2 separate regions of the Homo sapiens genome follow, and region 1 is linked to region 2. Evidence: chromatin contacts called from ENCODE Hi-C or POLR2A ChIA-PET data. All regions are on one chromosome and are shown on one strand. Each heading gives the region's core, a stretch centred on a gene start or an enhancer-like site at or near the end of the contact. The rest is flanking DNA. Distances are from core to core; before and after follow the strand shown. Region 1 overlaps PRDM2 (PR/SET domain 2). Region 2 holds the start of NPHP4 (nephrocystin 4).

Region 1 (7,157 bases), core at 3,108-5,607, 7.7 Mb after region 2:
ATTTAATACATACTGTTCCAGATCTGTTCATTGATACATGTTTAAAGACTGTACTTCATTAAGCAGTCAAATAATGAGTCCTCATTGAGGTCAGCTAATAGGGAAGCAGAGAAGTTCTTTAGCTTCTTTCATATCACAGTGATCAGTGTTAAAAACCCATGAGACAGGAACATACTTCTATTCAGGGGCAGCAAGGACAGGGCGTACTGGGAGACGCCAGCAGCTGGGGTGCCTTGCGGAGCTTGCGATCTGCTCTCTGCTCTCTGCTTGATGACTTCTATTCTGCTTATTCTGGGTAGACAAGCGAATGGCGATGAGTGTTTCTCAGAGACCTTACCCCTGCCTGCCCCTCCTGCCTCAGTTCTAGCTGCTTCTCCTACCTTCTCTGCTCTGGACACATGGGTCTTTTTGCCTGGATACTGCGTTTCCTCTTAATTTGAGATTTGGTCCTGGCTGTTTTCTTTTCCTGACATGTTTCCCCAATATTGTCACAGATTCCCTTTCTACTTCTAGAGAGGCCTCAGCATTCTGTCTGAACAGGCATCTCCATCCCTACTCCATGACTGTGTTCCTTTTTTTTTTGAGACGGTCTGTCAGCCAGGCTGGAGTGCAGTGGCACGATCTCGGCTCATTGCAACCTCCACCTTCCGGGCTCAAGCAATTCTCTTGCTTCAGCCTCCTGAGTAGCTGGGATTACAGGCATGAGCCACCACGCCCAGCTAATTTTTGTATTTTAAGTAGAGACGGGGTTTCACCATCTTGGCCAGGCTGGTCTCGAACTCCTGACCTCAGGTAATCTGCCCGCCTTGACCTTCCAAAGTGCTGGGATTACAGGCGTGAGCCACCACGCCTCGCGTTCCCCTCTTTTTTTTCATTCGCCACTGATCGGAAGGCATGTGTCCCCTTTTTTGTGCTTGAGTTTTCTACAGGGCATCAGCCATTGTATGTATGTGTTTAATTTTGTCTCTATTTCTTACCAGAGTGATGCCGTGTTGAGGCAAGCGTGCTGCCTAGAACATTGCCTGGCCTGTAGCAGGGATTTGGAAATATAGAAATAAATAAATAGAGTAGATGGTGCAACTTATTTTAGACAAGATCAATCTGGGAAATAGTGCCAGGATCAAATTGTGATTCTTTAGTATAAGAATCAAGATGAACCTGTTTAGATATGATATTACATCTTATCCTGTCAGGATATGTACCAAGAAGAGATCCCAGTTTATGAGTATGTGGGGGAGAGAATTTTTTGAAAACATTCCTTTGTTCCTAAGGTTCACTTGTACATTGGTTGCTTGGAATTAATGGCATACCACATTTTCTAAAAAAGGATTCTTATATTGATCCAGAAGAATACCTACCTCAATTTCAAGAAATTCAGGCACATGTGGAGGAGATACTTCCTGATAGATGACCCAGCTCTTTCATTTATTTCTATCCCTCCTTTTTAAAAAAAGCTTTAAGTTAGCTTACAAAGAGCCATGTACTCATTCAAGTATTTAAGTGACAACAAACATTTGAAATCTACTGCTAAGCTGGGGGAACACAACACTGAATAAGATAGACACCATCTGTCTTCACTGCAGTCTCACAGAGGAGGCACACAGTAAACACACAGCTATACAAATAAGCATTTAAAATTGTGGTAAGAGCTGTGAAGGAGAACCAAGGAAGAAAAGAGGGTGGTTCTATTTCAGAAGTCCAGCCCATGAATCTACCTTCTACTTCTCAAATCATTGATTTTCTAGAAATGTTCTAGGCAGTTTGCAGCCATAGCCACGGCCATGGAGAGTCCAGCGGGGCTGTGGGGAAGAAGGGAGGGAGGGCCCTGGGGCTGCCCAGCGTCTGGGTTGTGCTGCTGTGAACTGAGGTGCTCTGTTGTAGTTTGGTCTTTTTGTAATGTGAAGGATACGACAATAACAGAAAAAGCTTTCCTCTGCTGGGTGTATGAGTCCAAAAGGAAAAACCAATGGGTCTAGTGGGACAAGATGTGGAATAAAGGAGTAATTTAAAAGAAAAAAAAGACAAAAAATAATGGGTTGACTTAAAACAGATAAACAAATACATAGGATTTTTTGGTATTTCTTTTTCCCATGGCTTCTCTGCTGAGGTCCTTCATGTTCTCGGGCGCTTCAGAAATTTTAATACATGTGATCTCTAACTTGTACTCAAGTTACACATTTCTTGTGGGAGTGACCATTCCTGCCTTAAGCACCATCTCCTGCTGACATTTCCATGGAAATCTGGAAGTTTTAGGTCAGAGGTTCTTAGATGATATTCCAGCAGAATCTTAAGTGAAAACTCCTTGATGATTAGGACTGACTATAGGCACTCGAATCAGACAGATATTCAGATCCAGGCTTTGAGCCCTTTAAGCAATGTCTCTAAGCTCTAATTCCCTGCTCTGTGTGGAGAGGGGGAGACACTGATAATACCTGTCTCTTGGACTATTTGGAGTACATTCTACCCAGCATGTAAGACAGCACAGTGCCTTGAGCGAGGAAGTTCTCAGTAAATACGAAGTTGTCATTAGAATTACTGTGAAAGTGCCTGGAAGTATCCGTTTAGGTTAGCAGACATGGTGACTTTTCAAAGCGGCTGTGCTCCTGGGGAGGATAAATGGTGCTGAGTGTTTGCCTAGGGTCCCAGCTGAGACGGAAGAAGAAAATCCCCTTTTACTTTACTAAATGGCCAGTGCTGATAGGACATCACTCTGGCTAATATTTGTTAATGTCACTTACTTTATCAGTGTTATGAAATAATCATTATGTAGCTTAGGATGCCAATGCCAACTACCAGTGTAATACCTTTTCCCTCTTTGGAAATAAATTGTTCACATTTCCAAAAATCCAGCTTATAGATTAAGAATTTAAAAATGGGGACACTATATTTAGAAGTGAAAAATGTCTATGGTTAATTTATTCACACTTTAGCTAATTAAAAATACCATAAGACCATTTTCTGGGGCTAATTGGCTATCTTATGTTTTGGAAAATGTTTCAGGGATATTGTTGGGACAAAGGTGTAAATCAAGCAGGAACAAAGCATTTGTGTGTCTGAAATGGAGGCTCAGTTGGCTCGGCTCTGCACGAGAGACAAACCTGTCTCTAGATGCCCTCTCTTGGGCTCTCGAGCTTGAAGCAGGCCAGAGAGTAGATGACCATGTTTATAATGACTGTGAGATTTATTTCTCTTGAAGTAGACTGTTGATAATTAATAAGCCAAAAATTGAAATGCTGAGAGTATGCCAGTTTGGATGATATTCTTTTCTTGGTACATATATTCTTGAAGACGACAAGAGCTTCCTGGTTGTGGGAAAAATTAATCTTTTTTGTTTGGGGTTTACTTTTGCCTGTGTTGGTTCATTTAAAAGTCCTGGAGAAGTGTTTCCCTGTGCAGTGAAATGAAACACACTCAGACTACAAAGCCTATCATTCTTAGCAGTGCCGTGATGTGCACATCAGCTCCGTAGGATATATGGTGTACTGGTTACTAGACCCTTGGTGTTCCTTTGATTTGAAAGTTAATGAGAAAATAACAGTCATATTCTCCCAGTTGGCTCAAATCTCTCCCTTCCTTACATACATATCTAATAGTAATCTTTTCTTAAGATTATGATGAATTCCAGCCTAAACTTTGATAAATAATTTAAAAAAATTCTCTGTTTCTTAGCAACTCTGTGATATCCTGGTGACTTTGCTGTTTAGTGACTTGGTAAACAGTGGTAAATTACTGTTTCCTGGAAAGGTGGCACTTGCAGTAAGGGACCACAATAAGTTGTCGTGTTTTGGGGTGGAATATTCAAGCCCCATCCAGTTAGGGGTTGTTGCTGGAGGGCAACATGGATGGGGCAGGGTTGGAGGGCCCCAGTAGCCTTTGTGGTGTGTGCTGAAAGCATTCATTGAAGTGGGCAGTGTTGGTTTTTATTTTTTAAATGTGCTAAGGTACTGATGGTAGCCTTTGATTTAGAAGTAAGCTTATGCTATATTTTGCTGCCAGATTCTATTTGTGTTTAAAGCAGTATGGTGGCAGAGATTATCATATTTTGGAAATGGCCACAGGTGGCTGGAACAAAATAGAGTAACACAGACATGCTTGAAGGTTGCAGTGGTTTCCTTTGGACAGTTACAAACAAGCATCAAAGCAGCTCCTCAAATGCTTGACATCATCGTTTTGGTCTGTCTTGCCAGCTTCAGGTTTCGGTTACATTTTTGCATACTTGCTTATTGAACCAGAAAAAAAAAAAAACCCATGATTTGAGTTTTCTTTCTTTTGCTGTGATCCTTCCATTTCTTGACTTGCAGAACACTACTGAGCCTGTGGCGGCCACCGAGACCCTGGCTGAGGTACCCGAACATGTGCTGCGAGGACTTCCGGAGGAAGTGAGGCTTTTCCCTTCTGCTGTTGACAAGACCCGGATTGGTGAGTGCTCCTCCTGTCACGGAGCAAGTCAGGCAGTAAAGAGCAGGTGGCAGTGAGGCTTCCTGCAGGGGCATGTCAGGTAGGGAGCGCACCATAAAAGCAGCAATTTACCCTTGACTTAGAAGATTATATGGTGTTGATGCATTTTCTAGTCAAGAATCCAGGTTGGACATGGGTTGTAAAAATAAAACCAGGAACACACAAACAGACACACACACAAACACACACACACACACGTAGGTCCCATCCCTCTTGCCTGAGTGTCCTCCTCCTCTGAGTCTCCCTGCTGAGCCTCACCCCACAGAACGTGTTGTTCCCTTCTCTCTGATTTCACCATGAGGAGCATGATTGTACCATTATATTCACTTCATTGTTTTGTAATATTTTTACACTTGGCTCTGTTATTGCTTGTGAGTGCCTTTATTTCTTATGTATCTTTGTGCCTCCAGTACCAGATACTTTGTGGACCCTCAGTAGATACTTGAATGAATGACATGCTGTGAGTGTATCTAAATTCTTCTGGCTGGGATTTCTCCTTGAACACAAACCAGGCGCGTGTGTGTTTGGTTTTTATGTGGCCTAATCTTTAGACAGAAGCTAAGGAAGTAAATTGTAAAACTTTAGTCAAAATACAGTCTTGGAATATATCATATTTATATCCCTGTTTCTTTTTTTTAGATGTACTTCCGATATCCCAATTTATATGTACATATGTATGAAAAAATTTTAATACATGCTTTTAAAAATTCTCATTGGAAACTTATTCATTGAGCAGTTTGAACATATTGTTCAAATGAAAGTGGTTGATTTTATAGCTCAACTGATTGTTGACTTACATAGCGGACTTACAGAGAAGTGGAATTTGTACATCCTAGCAGGATAGGACTGGCCCAGCCTTTACCCCCCATTCTGTATATGAGGAAACTGAAGCCAAAAGGTGAGGGAACCGATCTAAAGTGATGCTGTTGACTGCTGGGCCAGACTCCTGCCATTTTACTGTCTGCTTGCTCATTATATCGCTTTCCGTTATGGTCAGTGCATAGTAAATAGAAACAACCCTAAGAATACTGTGGATGAACAGCTATTTTGGCTGTTAGAAACTCTGAAAAGTGAGCCGTTCCAGTAGCTAAGTTTTCAGGAAGCTTAGTTAGGCAGGAAAGGGTTTTCTACTTTAAAGCAAATGAACTTCAAAACTATTTATTCATAAAACTATATTTCTAACCCTTTATAAGAACAAGTCATGTTCATTAGAGACAATTTGAACTTTATAAACAAGCAGACAGAGGAGTTCAAAAATCAGTTGTAGTTTCACTCCATTCCAATATTTTTTCTCTTCAGTTGTTGTGACTGTGTTATTCAAGTATTTGTGATCCTACTGTACGGGTAGTGTTACATGTAAAACATTTTAAAAGTATATAAAACATTTTTTTCTAATCGTAAAACAATATAGGTTCTTTATAGAACAGAAGAGTATAAAGAAGAAAAATAAAAATCCCCATTGAGGACTTGACTTAATTTAACTTGATCTCAGGCTATTTTAACATTAGCTTGATTTAGGCAGTCTAGCCTTTTAACTGTTTTGTGAAACTTAAGCGATTTTAATGGTTTCAATCTTTAAAATAACCATGATACATTATAAAAATACTGATTTTATTTTCTAGGTGTCTGGGCCACTAAACCAATTTTAAAAGGCAAAAAATTTGGGCCATTTGTTGGTGATAAGAAAAAAAGATCTCAGGTTAAGAATAATGTATACATGTGGGAGGTAAGAAGTAATTCTGATTCTTTGTTTTTCAGAGTTTTATGAAATAATTATTCTGTTCTCTCAGAATTTGACATTTTGAATTTAAAACAATCATTTTAATGTGTTCTTTAAAGTCAAGAATATTTTTATTAAAGAGAAAATGTGTTTCCCTGGATACAGACTGCTATTTATATATGCTTTTGTATTTTGAAACTGCTTGGCTGTCCTCAACAATAAATGTCAAATCCATGTTTTACATTGCCGTGTCCAGGGTGTTTTGCTTTGCAACTAAGACCGTGACTTCCTGTTTGATGGTTTGTCACTTCACAGGCCGCCACATAAACCCCATAAAAGACACTCTATGGTGGCTGCAAAGAAAGCACTGTTAGGTTCTTCTCTATATTTTAGAAAGTAATTTCTATGTTGCTAGGATATTCAGTTGGATATATTTAGCATATGGCACATATATAGAGCTTGTAATTTTTCAGGAGTTTTTCATCTATTAATTTCATGTTTTCCCAGCAATTCTGGAAGACAGCAGGGCATCTGCACACTCCTTTGAGAGGAGAAGCAGTCAGGAGACAGAGCTGAGCTCTCCTTCCCTGGGGGGCTCCACCCGGGAGGCCTGTAGATGCAGAACTAGAATGCATCTCTCCTGCCTCACTGGGAGGCAGTTAAGGTTTTCATTGCATTGCCTGAGTTCAAATCCTACCTCTAGCTTCGTGACTTGCAGCAGGGGACATAGCCTCTGGGCTAGAAAACCCTCAATTAAAAAAATAGAGATAGAAGATATCTCCTAGGATAGTTGTGAAGATAAAATTTGTCGTTGTTGCTTTTGTTGTTCCCTGGGGTATTGCGTAGGAATTCAGCATTTGTGATGAATTTAGTTCAAGTCAGTGCCCCCTGGAAGCCCCCCTGAGTTCTTAAAGGAGCTCCATGGTGTGACTCCTTTTCAAAACAAGTTAAGTTTTTGGATGATGAGAAAAAGCATTCC
Region 2 (7,213 bases), core at 36-2,535:
CAGATGCCTTGGGGAGCTTTTGGGGAAGCAGAGGTCTGATTAAGCACTGCCTGGAATTCCCTCATTCATGAGCATTCTTTCAGCACCTACCCTGCGCCCGGGAGAAACGGTCTTGAACACAGCAGACAAGCTCGCTACCCCCATAGAATGTAAAGAAACGGGGCACAAATTAGCATACAAAAAGACACAAGTGTGACCTACGGAAACTGCACAGAGGAGGTGCAACGAACGGAGCCCTGGGTTAGGACCGGGAGGCGCTGCCCACCATCAACAGAAATACTCCTCCTTTTGCCAACTACACACGCGAGAGGCTGGATTTCCTTCACAGACGTCCACCAAAGCCACACATCGCGACACACGGAGGCAGAAAGCAGCGGTCTCCTAAGAAGTTAGACACGAGGAATCTCGGGCAGCGAGGTGCCTGCAAGCCCGGGGGCGGGCGGGAGCAGCCTGCACGCGTGGGGAAGGGCACGCGGGAGCGGGTGGCGCCTTCCGGGCCGGGTCGGCCGGGAGGTTCCAAGGCAGGAAAGGGGCGCAGAAGGCCGGGACGGCGCCGGGTACAAAGCCTCGCAGGGACGCCCGAAGGCCGCAGAGCCACCGCGGGGAACTGACAGCCGGAGCCGGAGCTGGAGCCGGGGGGCGGGGAGGAGGGGCGGAGGGGCGCGGCCAGGCGGGGTCCGCGGACTCCGGCCTGGGAAGGATGCGCGCGGACTAGGGCGCGGGGAGCCAAGGCCCAGAACATCGGTACCGCGCTCCCTTCAGCCGAGGGGCTGCAGAGAGGCCAGGGGGCAGGGGGCAGGGGGCAGGGGGCAGGGGGCAAAGGGCAAGGGCAGAAAGGAACCCACGTAGCCAAACGGCACCCAGCGGCCCCGACCCCAAGTGTCCCGACGAGGGGGGACGCCTGCGACTAACGCGGGGACAGCCCCCGCCGCGCGCCACCGCCGCACCCCAGGCACCGGGCCCCCACGCAGGGACGGCGTGGACCACCCTACCCCCGAACCCCGAGGCTCTGGCCAACACTGAGGCCCCCTGTGCCTCGAGGCCGCGTCCAACCTCCCCCGCGGCGCCGGCCCACATGGTTCCGCCCGCCGCGGGCCGCGTTACCTAGGAGACCGACCCGCCGCGGCCGCGCCGGAGGCCACGGAGCCCACGCTTTTCAGAGAGTCTCCACTCGACGGACCCAGAGGCCCGGCGGCCGGTGCTCAACGGAGCCACAAGCCTGAGGACCGAGGACTGGCCGAGGGGCGCGCCCCGTCCGCTGCCACCCGCGGGAGGAGCCTCGGAAGGCGGCGCACCGCGCCGCACACTCAGTCCAAGAACCCGCCTCGCGTCACTGTCGCCGTCAGGGCCGCGGAGCCAATCAGAGCCCAAGTCGAGGGCTGCGCTTTGCGAGCGCCAGCCAATCGGTGCGGCGGCGGGCCCATCCTGATTTGCATGTCCGACGACCCCTCAACCAATGGTAATGTGACTGGCGTGAACAATAGCCAATCAGAAGCTGGAAGAGGCGTGGCCCCGGGCGTCCCACGAGGTGAAGATGCTGCTGGCGGAACCTGCAGGAGCTAGCGGGATTCGGGGGCGCTAAAGTCGCAGGGGCAGGGCGGGAAGGAAGATCCGGCGCGGGGCACAGGATCCGGAGCTGGAGCCCCCAGGTGAGTACCGGGGAGACCCCGGCGGGGCGCGCTTTCCACCAAGCTGCTCCGGGACGGCGGCGGCGGGTATCCGCGAGGCCCGCGCTGCGGCAGGCGCCGCGGTCCCGTCTCCATCTCTTCTTCCCCGGCCCTGCGTCCCTGCCTCCGCCGCTGTCTCACCTCCTCTCCAGCCTCCTCACCTCCTTCTCCATCGTCTCCCTTCCCCCATCCCTTTCTGTCTTTCCTTCCCTGTCCTCCCGCCCGCCCGACCCTTCAGCTCGCATCCCTGACCCCTGCCCCTGCCGCCGTCCCTCTTCCCGGTGCACCTCTTCCCCATCTCTGCCCGCTCCGGTCCTAGCAGCCTCGCCCTCCCCTTTCCTCCATCCTCCTCTCATCCCCTCTCCCGGCCTCTGCGCAGCCCCACCGGGGCGCTGCTGTTCCCGGTCCTCCCCATCTCTCCTCCTGATCGCTTCTCAAGGCTCATCCGTCGTTCTCGCTGCCTGTCCCTGTGTCGCTCCGGTCCCTTTCCCCACCCTCCCATTCTGCCCCCAGCCCCTCCGACCTCTCCCCGCGGGCACGCTCTCACCACCTTACCCTGCTCCCCAAGACTGTGACCCTGCTTCCTGCACCAGTTCCTCGGGCTGTTTACAGCACACACACCGCCACTTCTGACCCTGAGCCCCTACTCCTATCTTAAGCTTCTCCCTCCTGCCAGGCCTTGGCACAAAGCACTTCCGCACCTCCCTACCTGCTGCTGCTCCCAGGATGCAAAGACCCCACTGCTGCACCGCGTCCTGCGGCATTAGCAGCAGCCGGGGTACCTGCCCACCTTCCCACCCCGCCAACCAGCCGCATCCTGGTGTCCCTCCTCCTGGCATTTGTCCTGGGGGCTCTTACAGGGACTGTGCTTTGCCCGCAGCATCCCGGGGTGCTCCAGGTGGAAAGCCCCTTAGCACCTTTCCTCCCTGGCCACCGTCTCCTTCCCTCCCCACCCCCACTTTCCTGCTCAGCCTCACTTTGTGATTCAGCATTTTTGGGGTTGGTAACTTTCTTGCTTCCTGTCGTGATAGGGACCTGGCTACGGAGCTGAAGGCAGGGGTCTTGACCCTGCGGTTAGCAGGGCCACCTTAGGAACCAGACCTGAGCTGCCTGGTTGGGAGGGGGCTGAGGAGCTGGGGACCGCCACTGGGGGTTGTCTTTTCCTCCCTTTCATTTGTCTGCCCTGTGTTGAACTGTGTCCAAGGGGAGATGACATAAGTAATAGCTCTTGGGGAAGTGGGCTATTAGCATTTATGGAAATTAATACATCCACATCCGAGGAGCAAGAACACCAAGTTCAGGCCACAGCTGTCCCACTGTCTGTCGTTTCAGGATTTTTTCTTTCTCTGCAACTTCTCCTCCCCGACAAAAACCCCAGCCTCACCCCTCCCCTTTCCCCCAGTGCCAAGAGTAAGCTCCTGCTCTGCTAAGGAAGCCGCATTCAGGCCCCGCGTTGCAGGTTGCAGGGTTTGGGGACCTACGTGTGGAGAGTCACATCTGCCCACCTGATTCTCGCCTGGCGGCCGTGTCTGCTGCAGAGCCCTGTGCAGCTCCTGGCCCTGTGCTCTCGCAGTGTGGGGCCCTAAGAGTGCACTTGGTCCTCCAGGTCCTGTCATTGTCTCCACGGCCACACTCGGCCTCAGTGGCACTGACAGTGTTCGGGCCGCAGCACATCCCTCGAGAGCAGCATGGTAGGGGCTTCCCTGTTGACACCCAGGGCCATTTTTTTTTTCCCTGCGCCAGTCAGCAAATGCTTTGTAGGTGCTAGTCAACACCTGGGGGCTGAGCCAGGCACTGGAGTTGGGGGGTGTCGTGAAAAAGTGTGAAACCCTTTTCGTGTGTTTCTTGGTTGAGAACCGTCTTGGGTCTGGATTTGGAGCCTGGATGGGAAGCAGTGTGCACAGAAGCCATTGCACCCGGGAGGTGGGACGTGGGCCATGGCGCTAGAGAGCTGGAAAGGCCGAGGGTGCCATGGGCTGGCCAGCTAGAGAAGGCTTCCTCGCTTTCATTTTTCAGTCATCTTCTAAGACCCAAATGGTTCAGGAGGAAGCGAGTGCCACACAGTTTTGATTTGGCAGTTTCCGGCCTGGGCTTGGAGGGAGGGGCCTCCCCTAGACCTTCCTGTGTGTTGGTGCTCTGCCGTGGTAACTGGGAACACATCATCTGTGTGGAAGGAGAGCCTGCTCCCTCGCGAGAACCAGGGGACCGTGCTTCTGTTTCCAGGGACTCTGGCCAGGTGCGGTATGTGTCTGGTCCTCGGCTAAGTTCTCAGTGATATTCACGCCGCCAGAGGTCCCAGAGTGAATGTTTTCCTGGCGTCCCTGAATAAGGAGGCAGGACAGTGGGCAGCTCGGGGCGGCAATTCGAGAAGGATTGATGCCAGAGGTGTCTAGGGCCATAGACCCCATGTTCCCGCCAGTCCCCCTCCCACCACCAGGAGGACTTGGGTCTTGGCACCCAGCAGCCGGTCATCCTTGCTCTCAGAGGACTAAACGGAAGGACAGGCTTCTCCAGGGTCAACAGAGGCAGTGACGGAGCTGGGTTGGACCCCCTACTTCCTACTTATTTGAGCCCAGTTCATGCCTTGGCTGTCCGAGCTGGGGGAAGCCAGCACCCCGAGGACATGACCGGCTGTCCCTTCAGAAGGCCACTTGGAGGCATTGCTGACATTCATGGGCGCAGCCAGTGCCCTTGGGTGTGTCCAGGTCACTGGAGGGGCTTTTGGGACTGGGAGGTGCCACTACCATGGAGATTTCTCAGCGACTCAGTCCTGCCTGGCATGCAGGCCCTGGTGCAAGGGTACTGTTGTTCGTGGCCTTCAAAGAGATGGCCCCATAGTTAGAGAAGAGTGAGGGCACCAGGTCCGTGGTGGGATGAAGGAAAGGAGGGACCCTCCCCACACTGGAACTACACTCATGACCTCAGTTCGCCTCCGGCACTTGTAAACAACCCTGTGAGGGAGGCTGGATAGGGAAACTGAGGCACAGAGCAGCAGTGAAACTGATCCTGGCCTCCCAGCTAGTGAGGAAACCTTGATTCTGTTCCTGCCCTGCCAGAACTCTGTGAGAGGTGCCCCCTCCGCCATCACCTGAGCTCCATCGAATGCCTGAAATCCTCACCTCTGCAGGAGTGAGTCTCCCAAGAGGCCCTGGAGGCCCAGGCCCAGACCCTGGGGGATATGGAAGCACTCCTTTGTCGTGGCGTGGGAAGCCCCACACTGCTCTTTCCTTGGTGACGGGTGACCCGCCATGTTCAGGCCCCTCCTGGTCTATCTTCGGGTGAGTCTATTAAGGGATACACCATCTCCGCTCAGCCAGTCCCGAGGAGGCAAAGGGAACAGGACCCTCTTCCCCAGGAGAGAGCACACTGGGGGAGATGGGGTGGCACACCTGGGCTTCGTCCTGTCACTGCCCACTGGCTCGAGGCTTTCCTGCCTGCCTGGGCTTGGCAGATGCGTGAGACTCCCTGTCTCATGGGCCTGAGCAGATGCTGGGCCCTCTTGTCCTCTGCCACATCCTGGGGAACTCAGATGAAGGCCAGCCTCCCTCTTCCTGCACACCCACCATGGGATGAGCCCTGGGCTCAGGCCCCTCCCTGCCTGAGGGTGCCCTGCCACTGCCACACCCAGGTTTCCACTCAGACCCCTGCTGGCCAGCGTCTCAGGAGGCTACTCCCTGCTCTGCGCAGTGACCACATGGTTAGCCCCAGAGACCCAGGTTCTGCGTGTCTTCAGTGACAGAGCAACCCCATGCCCACCCTGCCGGCTTCCCCGGCACCTGTCTCCTTGCAGGCAGCCTCCTCCACTTCTCCAGCACACAGGTACCCACAGAGCTAACTGCTTTGACGCCATGCTGGTTGTAGACAAAACAGGATTGGGAAAAGGGGAAAAGTGGAGAAATGGTGGGGACCACCTTCCTGGCCGTCCGCCTTTACCTGGACCCAGTGAGAAGGCTTTCCTGGCTGTGATCTTGAGCCCTGACTGCCGAGCAGCCGAGATCTATCATCCAACTCCATGGCTGGGAGCTGGGCACAGGTTTCTTCTCAGACCCCGCACCAGATTCAACCCATTCCACGTGGGCCAGTTTTCTGGAGCAACTTCCTGGGTCCTGTAGACCCCTGAGGTCTGGTCCGCAGGGGTCCTGAGTCACCAGCCTGGGCTGTTTCCCTGCCAGAGACTTAGCTCTCTGAGTCTCTGGCTCTCTGGCCTGCTAAGCCACACGGATCATTCGTGTCTCCCTCTATCTGAATGGGTGAACTGGTGCCTCAATGGTAGGAGCCTGGGGCTTCCCTGGCACACAGTGGGTGCTGGATAACTGTCAGTTCCCCCTCTTCCAGTCGGACGAGGCGCCCCAGCCACCATCCTGCCTGGAGCTCAGGTGGTTCCTGGGCAGCCCAACGGAGCCCCCAGGAAAACCGGAGCAGAGGAACCTGGCTTTCCTTCTGCGTGGTTTCCTGGGACCTCTTGGCAGTCTCTCAGCTGGAGAGCCCTGCTGAGTGATTTCACAGTGGAGAAGGATGGAGGGAAGGAAGGGGAAGAGAGGGCAGGAGGGGAGAGCCCGTTGCCCTGGTCTGCAGGGAATAGCCTCCCTCTGAGGGAGGGACACTCCTTGCCCTATTCTCCCTGACCTTGGGCCTCGTGGAGGGCCTGCAAGCCTGCCAGACCCCCACTGCACACCTGCCCACCTGTCTGTCTGATTCCAGCAGCCCCTGGGCACCGAGTGGGTTGCAGAGCCATGCTCTGAGCATGCTCCCCCTCCTTCACCATGAATGTGTTTTCATTTTCCACCCCCGGGCAGCTTCATGATCTTTCATTGCAATCTCAGGCCCTGGTATCCACAGGCTCTCAATGCAGCCTAGGACAGAAGACTCTAGAATTCTGCCTCGGAGCCCTGTGATCCCAAACACTCAGCCGTGGCAGGGGCTCTCTGAAAGTGATATTCTTGCCACCCCTCCCAGATGCAGGAGGGTAAGGAATAACTAGAATGCATGGGCAAGGAGATTCAGCTCGATCTATTCATTATAAAACAAATTTAAATTTAAAACATTGCTTAAAACCTATACATGCCAGTGAAGGGCGAAGGTCTTAGCAGCAGACATTTGAAGGACCAAGAATGAGCAAGACCCACCTCCCTCCTCTAGGGCTGAGACCCAGGAAAGGGATGCAGTGACCACATGCCTGGAATGGTCAGAGAAAACCCTGCTGATAGGGAAGGAGAGACGGGGGCAGTGGGGACATTTGACCTGGACCTTGAAAGACAGGCAGGTTGTGATAGGCAGAGCTAGGAAAGGATGGTCTGGAAAAGGGCTCTGCATGGGCAAGGTCACAGAGGGAGGACCAGGCAGGCTGGATGATGGCCAGAGGCCCAGTGCGGTCACAGGCTAGGGCATGAATATGGGTGAATAGGATAACTAGGGGAGGGCATCAGGGCCAAGGCCACCATGGGCTGGACAGTGATGGGGAGGGAGGGAAGAGGAGAGCCCTGGAGCCCCCCAAGCTTTTCTGGCTGGGTCCACCTGGGCTGCACAGACTGAAAGAGGCAGAGCCA

The links. A loop is a pair of places that touch in the nucleus more often than their neighbours do. ChIA-PET counts read pairs that join two places held with the same protein, here RNA polymerase II (POLR2A). Pooled maps may share reads with other maps.
Region 1: a loop to region 2 is called in a map of naive thymus-derived CD4-positive, alpha-beta T cell, with 9 times the contacts of the local background. The contact joins the enhancer-like site here to the promoter of NPHP4 in region 2. A Hi-C loop is called at or near these places in 1 of 168 maps with a recorded cell type or tissue (naive thymus-derived CD4-positive, alpha-beta T cell) and 9 of 50 pooled maps. POLR2A ChIA-PET finds 5 or more read pairs at or near these places in 1 of 52 experiments (PC-9).

The regions. Positions count from the first base shown.
Region 1 is chr1:13,726,699-13,733,855 of GRCh38, forward strand. PRDM2 (PR/SET domain 2) reads left to right here. Exons shown (of 10, transcript NM_001393986.1): 3 at 4,302-4,419; 4 at 6,081-6,184. Among named protein-coding and RNA genes, the nearest start is that of PRDM2, 30 kb to the left of the region's middle. RefSeq lists enhancers at 4,073-4,382, 4,443-4,502, 4,723-4,812. Within about 2 kb of position 4,358, at least 17 of the 41 ENCODE cell types and tissues checked have a DNase peak (open chromatin) inside an H3K27ac peak, as active enhancers do.
Region 2 is chr1:5,991,140-5,998,352 of GRCh38, forward strand. It overlaps NPHP4 (nephrocystin 4), which reads right to left and starts at 1,286. Exons shown (of 30, transcript NM_015102.5): 1 at 1,105-1,286. It also overlaps a transcript of KCNAB2 not described here. RefSeq lists enhancers at 1-709, 2,586-2,635 and silencers at 786-965, 1,116-1,285, 1,326-1,505, 1,586-1,835.